2 separate regions of the Homo sapiens genome follow, and region 2 is linked to region 1. The links are chromatin loops, found by intact Hi-C in ENCODE. Cell type or tissue: PC-9. All regions are shown on one strand. Links, peaks and the distances in the headings refer to the core of each region. The heading gives the core; the rest is flanking DNA.

Evidence for each region. Hi-C counts contacts between places; a loop is a spot of excess contacts. Peaks named below come from ENCODE experiments on the same cell type or tissue, not always from the same donor. Only the 100,000 strongest peaks of a DNase experiment are listed, where the experiment ranks them.
Region 2: it touches region 1 in a loop (7-fold over the local background); 2 of 110 quality-filtered maps call a loop at or near these places.

Annotation. Positions count from the first base shown.
Region 1 is chr5:157,509,995-157,512,912 of GRCh38, forward strand. All of the region lies in intron 8 of ADAM19 (ADAM metallopeptidase domain 19), which reads right to left. Among named protein-coding and RNA genes, the nearest start is that of NIPAL4, 51 kb to the left of the region's middle. In PC-9, for the core only: no CTCF peak of the experiment used is centred there; DNase peaks (open chromatin) are centred at 1,787 and 2,147; H3K27ac peaks cover 2,110 bases.
Region 2 is chr5:157,389,676-157,392,593 of GRCh38, forward strand. It overlaps CYFIP2 (cytoplasmic FMR1 interacting protein 2), which reads left to right. Exons shown (of 31, transcript NM_001037333.3): 30 at 846-993. The region is part of intron 1 of NIPAL4-DT (NIPAL4 divergent transcript); the gene reads right to left. Among named protein-coding and RNA genes, the nearest start is that of FNDC9, 45 kb to the left of the region's middle. RefSeq lists an enhancer at 372-1,571. In PC-9, for the core only: no CTCF peak of the experiment used is centred there; a DNase peak (open chromatin) is centred at 1,126; H3K27ac peaks cover 1,914 bases.

The DNA.
Region 1 (2,918 bases), core at 256-2,755:
GGCTGTCTGGTACAATTTTTTTCTCCCAATTCCTTATGTGAGCCTTATCTTTCTTATGGGTATCTAAAAAGTTCTCTTGTATATAGATTTTTTAAAGCCACTTCATTGAGGTATAATTTGCATACCATAATACCCATCTATTTTAAGTGTACAGCTCAATGCTTTTTGGTAAATTTACCAAGTTTTAAAGCCATCACCAGCCAAGCGTGGTGGCTCACACCTGTAATCCCAGCACTCTGGGAGGCTAAGGTGGATGGATCACATGAGGTCGGGAGTTCGAGACCAGCCTGACCAACATGGAGAAACCCCATCTCTACTAAAAATACAAAATTAGCTGGGCGTGGTGGCGCATGCCTGTAATCCCAGCTACTCAGGAGGCTGAGGCAGGAGAATCACTTGAACCCGGGAGGCAGGGGTTGCGGTGAGCCAAGATTGTGCCATTGCACTCCAGCCTGGGCCACGGGCGAAACTCCGTCTCAAAAAAAAATAAAAATAAAATAAAGCCATCGCCATCATCCAGTGTTAGAATATTTTCATCACATCGGTGAGATCCCTCATGTCTATTGATAGTCATTTCCCATTCTCACCCTCAGCCCAGGCAACCGTGCATCTACTTTGTTTCTATTCTGCCTTTTCTGGACATTTGTTTTACAATATGTGGTTTTGTGTGTCTGGCTTCTCTCACTTACCATAATGTTTTTGAGATGTATCCATGTGTTAGAGTGTATTCGTTTATGATTTCTCTTTATTGCTGAATAATATTCTTTCGTATGGATATACCAAATTATATTAATACATGGATATTTTATTATAAAATGTCTCCCACTCATTTTGGAAGTAAATGAGTATAAATGACATAAAAGTGCACAGATATGCTTACTCTTCAAATTTTCTTCCCCATCCCTGGATAGTCTCAGGTTTTGTCAAGGATGGAATAAGCAGGTTGCAAGCAATAGACTACAGACGTTCTTGGTAATCTTCAGGGTTTTGTCCAAACCAGAGATCCTGAAATTCTATACCCAAGATCTGACTCGACCTCCTCGAGGCTAGAGCTACATCTAATCTTTATGATCTGGCATTTTTCACCTCATACAAATATAAGCAGGAGGAGGGTTTTCTTTAAAGCTAAACCACTGGAAGGTGTGGATACAACGGGTTCTTTGATGGGTCCACCCTACAAATACTGAGCCAGTGACTTAATAAAAAGCCCCATGTATGGAGAGGACATAATGAGCAGGAGATACCATCTTTATCCAAAATTGGTAGGTACTGCCCCAGCTGAAAAGAATAATCATAGCACCAACATTTTTCCACCACTTTTTACGTACTAGGCACTGAGGCTTAGAGAAGTTAAGGAACTTGCCCAAAGTCTCAGCAAGAAGATGGTGGAGCCAGGATGAAGGCCCAAATTACAACCTCAGAGCCTATTTGTGACCCTTTACTACTTCAGTGCTGCAGTACCTACACATCCAGATAATCCACTCGCTCCAAGAAACGCTGGTCAAGATGGGCTCCAGATTCAGTGAAATATCAGTTTATTTCAACAGAAATTTTGATTTTTCTGTTTTGTGCCAGTTCAATCGTTACAGAAAATAAAAGGTTCAGATTCCAATTTGAATTTGCTTTACTAGGGAGCTTTTGAAGGAAGTAAACTTGGCTTTTTTTCACAGTTACAGAAAAACATTTTGGATTGGGTTCATGACTCAGCACGAGTCCAATTCATTCCAGTTTTAGTTCAACAATAGTTCAGTTCAAGTAGCTAGGTCAGCAAGCTCCAGAGAAGTGGGCGTGGCTTCCCTTACCCGCCAGGAGTGACTAACACCAGCCGCGAGGAGAGAGCCAAGACGGCTGCACAGGATGCATGGGCCACCCAGGCTTAGGGCTTTCAGTAAGGACTGGGGCTTGCTGGTGCCTCTCTTCTCCCTTCACTTGTCACCAGCGCCCTTGGTTCCATCACATACCCCACAGAGGGGATACCCAGCCAAGTCCGAACCTGCCAGGTCTCCAAACAATAGATGTCACATGGGGGAAAGCAGAGTCAGCCTCCCATATTCTCCCCAGGGAAACAAGCTTCCCTTGTTTTCCCAGATGTCAAATGTTTGGGTTGTAGGATTATTTAAATGTTATTCTTGAGTGAGTCAGGAGCTAGAGGGAGGACTGGACTGTGTCCCTAGAGTCTGTCCTTCCAGGAAATGCCAGTGTTTGACTTTCACCTGTCACTGACCACTGACCTTTGTTTCCAGAGCCATCTAGGGCAGAAAAAAACCATGGGCATGGAAACTGCCATCTGATGACTTCAGAACTAATACATTTGCCTATTAATCCCTAAAACATATTTTAAGTGATCTCCTATATTCTCTAGTGTTTAGGAAAAAATGATTTTCCCTTTAGACCTGGAATTCATGAATCCCTAGCAGGCCCAAAGTTAAGCTTCATCAATGTTATGAGTATTCTAAAATTGTGCAATAAACGTTACCAGATTCTCAAAGAGACTTTTGATCCCAAACACATGAAAAACTACTTTTAAAAACTATATACTACTAGCCTACCAAGAGGCTACTGTCATTCTAGGTTACCTATTCTGCATTTTGTACTATAACAAATATCTTCTTTCATATACACAATGTACTTCCAAGTCCCAGACCAGCCCGTTCTAGTAAAATTCAAAAATGTAGGTATTTCCGAAGAGCATCTTGTAAAAGGTCCTGACCTAGGAAAGTTAACCACTGCACATCCTTCCTAAGAGACAAGACATAATTTTAGGATAACTTTACAGATGGAGACTTTATAGATTAGCCCCAAGCAACCCACTTCTCAGACAATCCGCTTCTCAAGCAACCCACTTCTCAAACAGCCCACTTCTCAACTTTTAAGGCTGTGTGTCTTTCCCACCCTGACCTACCTCAATTCCCTCCTAA
Region 2 (2,918 bases), core at 142-2,641, 120 kb before region 1:
GTCCTTAGAGCAGACAGCAGAGCTAGTTCTTCCTGCCCTCACCCAGCTACATGTCTAGGACAGAGTGGAAAGGCAGACAAGGCCTCCCCTCCAGCAGCCAAGAGCTCTAGGAAAAAGGCGTGGTGGGGAGAGGAGGCTTCCTGGAGAAAGTGGTGTTGATGAAGCTGTTTCAGAGCAGCGCTAGCCTGTAGGCTTCCAGTACAGTGATGGGGAACTGGGGACACCTGCCCGGGTTGGGGCTGCTGCTTGAGGACAAAAGAGACAGCCAAAGGATGACTCTACTGCCATCCAAATTGCCTAGGTCTCTTGAGAGTTGGGGGCCAGGCCTCTTGAGAGTTGGAGCTTTGTCAGAACCAAAAGGACTCAGCCTCAACCCCAGCAGCATCTGCCCACCATGGCCTGTCCCTTCCCTTTCAGCCTGCTTCTGGCCAGTTGGCCTCCTGGTTTGAAATGGCCCCTCACCTGCTAGGTGTTCTTTTAGCTCCTTTAGAGAGTCAAGACAGATTCTCCTTTGACCTGCACGGAGTAATCAGCCACATACATCTCAACAGCTGGGTGGGTTTTTCCTTGCAAATTCAGAGCGTCTTTAGAGCTGATTTTTTTTTTTTTTACATTAGTGATGCAAATGTAATTTGTGGCCGGAAGGACTTATGACATAACTACCATCCCTGCAACTAATGAACCCACCCTCACAGCTTCCTTTGTACCCATTTTATAGGTTAAGAGACTTGGCCCAAAGACAGGCCTGCTTAGTAGCTGTACTCCTGGCCCAAGATGAGGCTCCCTCCCTCCCTGCCCTCCTCCCCCGACCTCTCACTCCAGCTGCTTCCTCCCCCTGCTCCCAGGCAGTGTTTCGGCGATGGCTTGAACTGGGCTGGTTGCTCCATCATTGTCCTGCTGGGCCAGCAGCGTCGCTTTGACCTGTTCGACTTCTGTTACCACCTGCTAAAAGTGCAGAGGCAGGACGGGAAGGATGAAATCATTAAGAATGTGGTGAGCAGGCTGGTGGCTAAGGCCTGGGAGGTGGGGCTGGGCTGACAACCAGGCTTTTACCAGAAAAGCAAACAAGGAGGAGCTGCTTGTGAAGGCCAGCTCCCCACACGGCAAGTACAAAGATACTATAGGCTGGGGACCTGCTTAGAGGAAGTCGTGAGGTCGTGAGTCACCCACTCATCACCTACTGCCATGAATCAGTTCACCCCGAAGGGCAGGGCTGGGCTCCAGACCGGGAGCACATCTTCCCTGTCCCAATCAGACTCTGCTGATGCCAGTTTCTCACCTGTACAAATATTCACCAAATACCAGAGTTGTACGGGGCACCTGGATGGGATAGGTACTGGCGTGGGGTGAGCCAGGCTGCTATGGGAAGGGAGAGAAGGACCCTTAAACCAGGCTGAGGGCAGAGAAAGCTTCCCAGGAGAGGGAGGCTGTGTCTGGGCTGACTCCAGAATGGCCCGCAGCAAAGAACCAAGCAGCAAAGGTGGTATGGGGCGGGTAGGATGCTCCAGACAGCAACAGTGACAGCAGAGGCACTGAGGCAGGAAGGCGGATCGAAGGGTGGGTCTCAGGGACCCAGTGAGAGGAGAGAGAGGTAAGAGCCACCTCACAAAGGGCTTTTTTAAAAAATACACATAAAATAGTTTCAATGGTAATTTTCAGTATATGATTCAGTGGCATGAAGTACACAAGTATTGTACAATCATTCCCAACATCCACCTCCAGAGATTTTTCATCTTCCCCAACTGAAACTCCGGGCCCATTAAAAAATAATTCCATTTTCTCCCCAGCCCCTGGTAACCATCATTCTACTTTCTCTATGCATTTGACTACTCTAGGTACCTCATATAAATAGAATCACACAGTATTTGTCTTTTCGTGACTGGCTTATTTTAGTTAGGATGTCTTCAAGGTTCATCCATGTTGTAGTGTCCAAACTTCCATCCTTTTTATGGCTGTATAATATTGCATTGTGTATATAGACCACGTTGTGTTTGTCCACTCAGGTTGCTGTCACCTTTTGGGTATTTTTGAAAATGGTTAATTTTGGCTACCATGAAACATGGGTGTACAAATAACTCTACAAATTTCTGCTTTCCATTCTTTTGAGTATATACCTGGACGTGGAATTGCTGGATCGTATGGTAATTCTATGTTTAACTTTTTAGAAACTGCCATTCTGTTTTCCATAGTGGCTGCACAATTTTACATTCCCACCAGCAGTACACAAGAGTTCCAATTTCTCCACATCCTCATCAGCACTTATTCTTTAATAATAGTCATCCTGAGGGGTGAAAAAGTTATCTTGTTGTGATTTTGATTTGAATTTCCCTAATGACTGTCACTGCTGAGTGCTATATTCATGTGTTATTGGCCATTTGTATATCTTCTTTAGAAAAATGTCTATTCAAGTCCTTTGTCCATTTTTTTAATTGAGTCATTTTTGTTGAGTTGAAGTTCTTTACATATTCTAGATATTACTTATCAGATATAATTTGTGATTATTTTCTATTTTTCGGTTGCCTTTTCATTCTCATGGTGTCCCTTTGATGCATGAAAGTTTTCAATTTTGATGTAGTGCAACTTTTTGCCTTTGCTTTTGATGTCATACCCCAAGATATTATTGCCAAATCCAACATCATGAAAATTTTTCCCCTATATTCTCTTTTAAGAATTTCAGTTTAATCTCATGGTTACGTCTCTAATCCATTCTGAGTTAATTTTTTGTATATGGTATAAGGTAAGCGTCCATTGTTATTTTTTGTGTGGGTATCCATATTTCCCAGCACCTTTTGTTGAAAAGGCTGTTTCCCCCATTGAACAGTCTTGGCACCCTTGTTGAAAATCATTTGATCATATGTGTAATAGTGTATTTCTGGGCTCTCTATTCTGTTTTATTCATCTGTACATCTACCTTTTTA